Linked DNA regions of Homo sapiens: region 2 is linked to region 1. The links are chromatin contacts, found by Hi-C or POLR2A ChIA-PET in ENCODE. All regions are on one chromosome and are shown on one strand. Each heading gives the region's core, a stretch centred on a gene start or an enhancer-like site at or near the end of the contact. The rest is flanking DNA. Distances are from core to core; before and after follow the strand shown.

The links. Hi-C counts contacts between places; a loop is a spot of excess contacts on that map. ChIA-PET counts read pairs that join two places held with the same protein, here RNA polymerase II (POLR2A).
Region 2: a loop to region 1 is called in a map of posterior cingulate gyrus, with 8 times the contacts of the local background. The contact joins two enhancer-like sites. A Hi-C loop is called at or near these places in 1 of 168 maps with a recorded cell type or tissue (posterior cingulate gyrus). POLR2A ChIA-PET finds 5 or more read pairs at or near these places in 1 of 52 experiments (MCF 10A).

What each region holds. Positions count from the first base shown.
Region 1 is chr4:101,601,081-101,604,495 of GRCh38, forward strand. No RefSeq gene overlaps it. Among named protein-coding and RNA genes, the nearest start is that of BANK1, 190 kb to the right of the region's middle. Within about 2 kb of position 1,516, at least 2 of the 41 ENCODE cell types and tissues checked have a DNase peak (open chromatin) inside an H3K27ac peak, as active enhancers do.
Region 2 is chr4:101,648,565-101,651,979 of GRCh38, forward strand. No RefSeq gene overlaps it. Among named protein-coding and RNA genes, the nearest start is that of BANK1, 140 kb to the right of the region's middle. Within about 2 kb of position 1,652, at least 5 of the 41 ENCODE cell types and tissues checked have a DNase peak (open chromatin) inside an H3K27ac peak, as active enhancers do.

The DNA of each region.
Region 1 (3,415 bases), core at 266-2,765:
ACTTGGGAGGCTGAGACAGGAGAATCACTTGAATCTGGGAGGCAGAGGTTGCAGTGAGCTGAGATCTCATTACTGCACTCCAGCCTGGGCGACAGGGCAAGACTCCGTCTCCAAAAAACAAACAAACAAAACAATAAAAAAAAAAAAAACTATTTTAAGCATTTCACAAGCATCAACTCATTTAATCCTCATAACAACCCTGTTGTTATGCCAGTGAGCAACATATGAAACAACACAAGGACTGTTGTTAATGCCCGTGTTATAGATGAGGAAATTAAGATGGAGCAATTAAGAAATTTGACACACAGCTAGTAGTGGCAGATCTGTAATTAAGTGGGCCAAAAAGTAGAAGTATAATATGATCCCATTTTTGATAAAAGAAACTATCATATATATTTTTATATACAGTCATGCCCTGCATAATAATGTTTTTCTCAACAATGGACCAACCAAATGTACAATAGTGGTCCTATAAGATTTTAATACAACTGAAAAATTCCTATCACTCAGTGATGCTGTGGCTGTTGTAATGTCATAGTACAATGTTGCAGTGTCATTATTGTAGTGAGGCTGGTAGAAACAAACATACTCTGCCGCAGTCCTGTAAAACTGTCACACATACAATTATGTCTGTGCATGATACTTGATAATGATAATAAATGACTATGTTACTGGTTTATGTATTTACTATATTATAATTTATATAGTTTTTTTAGAGTGCATTCCTTCTACTTACATACAAAAAAGTTAACTGTAAAACAACCTCAAGCAGGTCCTTCAGGAGATATTCCAGAAGACAGCATTGTTATCACAGGAGATGACAGCTCCATGCATGTTATTGCCTCTAAAGACCTTCCAGTGGAACAAGATGTGGAGATGGGAGACAGTGACATTGATGATACTTACCCTCTGTAGGCATAGGCTAATAAGTGTTGGTGGCTTATTTTTCTAACAAAAAAGTTTAAAAAGAAAAACAAATTAAAGTAGAAAAGAGCTTATAGAATAAGCATATAAAGAAAGAAAATATATTTGTGGCTCTGCACAATGAGTTTGTGTTTTAAGCTAAGTGTTACCACAAAAGAACCAAAAAGTTAAAATTTCAAAATTTATAAAGTAAAACAGTTACAGTAACCTAAAATTAACTTATTTTTCAAGAAAGAAAAAAATTATTTAGCCTAAGCATTTATAAAGTCTAGAGTAGTATACAATAATGTCCTAGGCCTTGACATACACTCACCACTCACTCACTGACTCACCCAGAGCAATTTCCAGTCCTACCAGCTCCATTCATGATAAGTGCCCTCTACAGGTGTACCATATTAAAATTATTTATACTGTATTTTTACTGAATTCAATGTTTACATACACAAATCCTTGCCATTATGTTTCAACTGCCTACAGTATTCAGTACAGTGACATGCTGTACAGGTTTGTAGCCTAGGAGCAACAGACTAAACCATATAGCTGAGCTGTACAGTACATTATATCATCTAGGTTTGTGTAAGTACACTCTGATGTTTACACAGTGACAAAACTGCCTAATGATACATTTCTTACAACACATTCCGATTGGGTGTGTGTGTGTATTAGTCCGTTCTCACACTGCTATAAGGATACTACCTGTGGCCGGGTACGGTGGCTCATGCCTGTAATCCCAGCACTTTGGGAGGCCAAGGCAGGTGGATGACCTGAGGTCAGGAGTTTGAGAACAGTCTGGCCAACATGGTGAAACCCCGTCTCTACTAAAAATACAAAATTTAGCCAGGTGTGGTGGCATGCCCCTGTAGTCCCAGCTACTCAGGAGGCTGAGGCAGGAGAATCGCTGGAACCTAGGAGGTGGAGGTTGCAGTGAGCTGAGATCATGCCACTGCACTCCAGCCTGGGTGACAGAGCGAGACCCCTTCTAAAAAAATAAAAAATAGAAATAAAAAAGATACTACTCATGACTGGGTAATTTATAAAGAAAGGGGTCTAATTGACTCACAGTTCCACATGGCTGAGGAGGCCTCAGGAAACTTACAATCATGGCAGAAGGTGAAGCAGGCACATCTTACGTGGTGGCAGAGAGCGTGTGAGAGCACAGGATAGACAACCATTTATAAAACCATCAGATCTTGTGAGAATTCACTCACTATCACGAGAACAGCAAGGGGAAAACCTCCCCCATAATCCCATCACTTCACTGCCCTCTCTCTGCATGTGGGGATTACAATTCAAGATGAGATTTGGGTGGGGAACAAAGCCTAACCATGTATATCAGTTACATACATATGCACACACATATATAAAATAGTTGGAGGGATTTTTCTCCAAAAAGTTAAGTGAAATATTTCTAAGAGGTAAAATGTAGGATGACCTTATGTTTATTCTCTTTGATTGCTGATACTTCTAATTTTTCTACAGTATAAATAAATTTGAATAATAAAATAATTTTATACCAAAATAAATAGGTTAGACTAGATGAGCTTTTAGGTTCTTTCAGAAAAATAATGTTTTGTGATTCCACATACTAAATAAAGAAGCAGGACATTTTTTGTTGTAGGAGGGTAGACCTCCCTACCACCTGTCTCTGGGAGATTCCAGGGATATACCTACACACAGAGTGTTACTGTTGTCCGTGCTGTGGGAATCAGGAGAATTGTTGATGTGGAAAGACTGTTACTCTGTTGTGACTTCATTGCAACCTGAAGCTCGCTCTGCCTCTGTGCTGGTTTGCAAAGCAGCAGTGGAATGACAGGAAGGGGCTGGAAGCAGTACCCACAGTGTGTTTAGGAGAATTATTATTCAGTGGCACACAGTTCCTTCCCATATAAATAGCCAAGTATGCTTTTAAATTATCCTTTTAAAGCTTAAGGGTCAAAAGGCGTTTTGAAGCAGGAGTGTAAGGAAGAAGAGGATCCTTAGGTTAGAAGAAAAAGAAGTATATTCAGTTTTCCTGTGTCTTTCCTCTTGTCCAAAATGTGAAGAGACAAAATGGAAGCAGCAAGTACTAGCAGTTGATAGCCATTGTAATGGATGAAGGGAATATATAGTAGGAGAAATAGGCTTGCTACAGATAATCAAGATTTTGCGTAACTGAATGAAGCATTTGACGAATCTTTAAGGGTTAATAAAGAATGATAGAAGTGGAATCAATTAAATTTGTTTTACTTACACCATGGTAAATGATTTGTATACACTTTGAAGGAAAAGACTGATTTCAGTATTCTCCTGGGCTGCCCTTCGTTTTCATTCCTTGGAATAGCAGCTGAGTCAAAGTAGCTTAGCATGGAAATCTTCTTCTTGAGAGAGAAAGCGAATTCTTTTCACAGCATCATAACCCAAACAGAATTTAGAAAGAATACATTTAAAACTATTTAAATAGAGACTGAAAGAATTGACAGAGGAAAGATGATTATGGTAAAATGGGCTTGCT
Region 2 (3,415 bases), core at 402-2,901, 48 kb after region 1:
AATGAGGGAATCCGTGCTGCTTGCGCCCTGCTTCTCTGGTGGGGCAGGAGTCAGGTCATCTGCTGAAAACTGGGGTGAGGTGGGAAGAAGGGGGCTGGCACAAGCAGGATTGGGATCTAAGGAAAACAGAAAGATCAGAACAGCTGCTCTACAAAATGGGTTATGAAATGAACAAGGAAGGAAAGTTTGCCAAGCACCAGTGAAAGCACCTTTGAAATAAGATAACATGAATTTATAATATGCCAAGGTAGCTATTCGTCTCTTTAGTTCTGTATTCAACTTTTGTCTTATTCTAATAGCAGAAATTTGACCTGTTTTTGTAACACAAGAAAACTATTGGGTCACTTTAATTTTTCTTTTTAAATATACTTTTTTGTTCTACAAGAACTTTGCAACCAAATTATCTGTTTTAATTCATTGAAAAATCATAAGATACAGGCCTTAGGAATATTTCATATAGTGTTATTAGCTTTGGTATGTAATAAATTTATATAGACCACATTTATCTTTTAAATATATTTGCCATGTTATCTTTGTGAGCAGTACTGTGAGGACCTGGGGAGAAATGGAAGGGAAGAGAAGGGAAAAGGAGAGGAGGAGAGGAGCAGGGAGGAGAAGGAAATAAAAGGAAGGAAAGGAAAAAGAGAAGTAGCGTGGCCCAGGAGTTTGAGGCATCCTCCTCACAACTGTCCTCTTGTATATACACATAAGCATGAGACAGTTGAAATGTCTGAGGAGTCCTTGGGTAAAGGAACCTTTTCAATTTTCTGCTGCCCTGCCTTAAAAAAATACCTATAGCCTACAAAGAGATATTGACCAAAAATAGTACATGTGGTTCCAAAGCAAGAGAAGAGCTTTTGGAATTGGGTGGACCTGAGGCAGGCACATAATAGGCTTTCAATAAACAACTATTGTTGCTAATTTATAACAGTTTGTCAAGCTGGCTTTTCTAAGGCCAGCTCTTGTATAGCAGGAGTTGAGGCCAAGAAGAGGACTAGGAAGTGAGGGTTCTATAGTTAGTATCCTGGGTGCCACTCATGACATATCAGGGGCTGATCCCCCCTATTATAAGAGGCAGAGGCAGAGGCATTAGTCAAAGCTGTGGGAAGAGAAAGGTGGGTGGATGTTGTTTGTCTGTTTTTAGTAGTGACTGATTTGGGGTTCTATGTAGCACAAGGCAAAATGACAAAGAGAGTAGAATTGATCATTGATGGATTTTTATTGCAACAACTTCCCTCTGTCAAAAATTTTTTTTTAAAAAAAGAGCAAAAAGAGGAAAAAACCCTTTCACATTAATACACTCTTTTCTTCTATTTATATCATATTCACAGAATCCACATACCTCTTGTCTTTCCATTCTTCAGTTTCTTGCGAAACTTATTTAACAGCAACTGAGATCATGTTGTAGCACCGTACAACCAGGGCAGTCTTGTCTGTGGGGTGCACTGCCTTTCTTCCTCACCTGGCTCAGTACATTGCTTTTGTCTTGTTTTGAGCAGATTCTGGGAAAATGTAGCTTATCTTCACCCACATTTTTAAGGGTGGAGGAAGAGAGCCTTAATACCATTTTGTACTTCCTCCTTGAATCATAATCATCTTAGCTAGATAGACAGCCTAGTAGGAGTCCAGCATTCCCTGCTTGTTCATACTCGCCCTTCCTCTGCTCACTTCACAGCCCTGCCAAGTCCTAGTCTCTATGCAGCTTGCTTTCATTTGAAGGCAAAAAAAACACTGAAGCTCAGCCTTTAGCAGCTCATGACTATACAGAGGAAGCCTTTGGTCTGGCAAATCCATCACTCTCATTTGGTTTCCAAAAGTCACTGGAACCTTGACAGAGAAGACTTAAAGCCTCTAGAAGCTATACTGGAAACAAAACAGTTTTTCACTAGAGCTGTTGCTGTTTTATGAAGAGCATTCTGCAAAATGCCTTATGAGTACATACTAATAATGTCTAGTATGTAAATAAATTATACCTAATAAATTCTCAGAGGGCTGTTAGCTTCTCTCTAATCCAATCAAAGCTGCCTGATTCTTGCACTGGGCACAAATGATGATGTTCCTTGGAAATTTTCCAGGTAAAATAGTTTGGAATTATGGAAAGGGCTCTCATGGCATTAATAATGCCTCCCATTAATTCTGGGAGCTTCTCATTTCATAGCCACCTCTCATTTGACTAATTTTAAAAAGATATTTTTTTCTGAAAATATATTGAATGTAAGTCACATATCTAAATAACAGCACATAAAAATGCTTATGATATAGTAAGTGCAAGAAAAATAAAATTATATGCCATGATTACAACTATTTAAAATTCTGCATGGATAAGGACAAGGATTAGAAGAAAGCATGACAGGTCACCTGGGACATTGAAGGTTGCCAATAAATATTGATGAGTGAATTCTCAATGTACATAAATAACAATTACTGGATTTGATAAAATTATTCAGTTTTCTCTTGAATATTACATTTATAAAATGAGTAAGTTCCTAAAAACTGGTTAGATGCAGTTGTTATTAAAACACTCTATCTTCTTTATAACTTCCAATTTTTCTCTATCTGAAGTTTTCCCTACCTGTTGATCTTATAGTCATTCTCTGGTACTAGAAAAGCAGATCTGAGCATTCTAAAAATGTCAGGGTTGTTCAGCTGATGCAAAGCAAAATATTATCAGATTATATCAGAATATAGCAGATATTATCACTGTCTTCTCAAATCCAACACTGGCCAATAGGATGGCCTAATTCAGGTGATGTGGTTTCAAAGACTGTTGGTCCCCCAGCTACCTACCAGTAATTTAATAGTGATGCTTCAATTTAGACTTCTATAGATACATTCCATTTTTAAGGTTTGGTCCCCAATAAATACAAATACCTGGAGAAATAATACTTCAAAGAATCTTGGTTATTTGTATCTGAGCTTAAAAAAGATTACTGGATTTTTTTTTTTTTTTTTTTTTTTTTGTGAGACGGAGTCTTGCTTACAGGCATGTGCCACCACACCTAGCTAATTTTTGCATTTTTAGTAGAGACAGGGTTTCACCATGTTGGCCAGGATGGTCTTGATCTCCTGACCTTGTGATCCGCCTCCCTTGGTCTCCCAAAGTGCTGGGATTACAGGAGTGAGCCACCACGCCCAGCCAAAAAAGATTACTGGATACTTTCTAGACATTAAGTTTTGGTCAGGGAGATGAAAGATGACATAAGAATTCTGAAGGGGGAGGTGGGTTTCGGAGATGGCTTGTTCAAGGGAAAAAGTGGCAAAGAAAGGAGAGATGACCAAAGTGCCATTTGCCTGCCCAGAGCTGATCCTTCTGTCTAAGGGTGAGTGTCATGACTGAGGGGCAGCTGGGACTGCTTAAGTGGCTGCCACTATATTCAGTCATTGAAAGCATGCTCCGGGAATTCAGGTTTGGCTG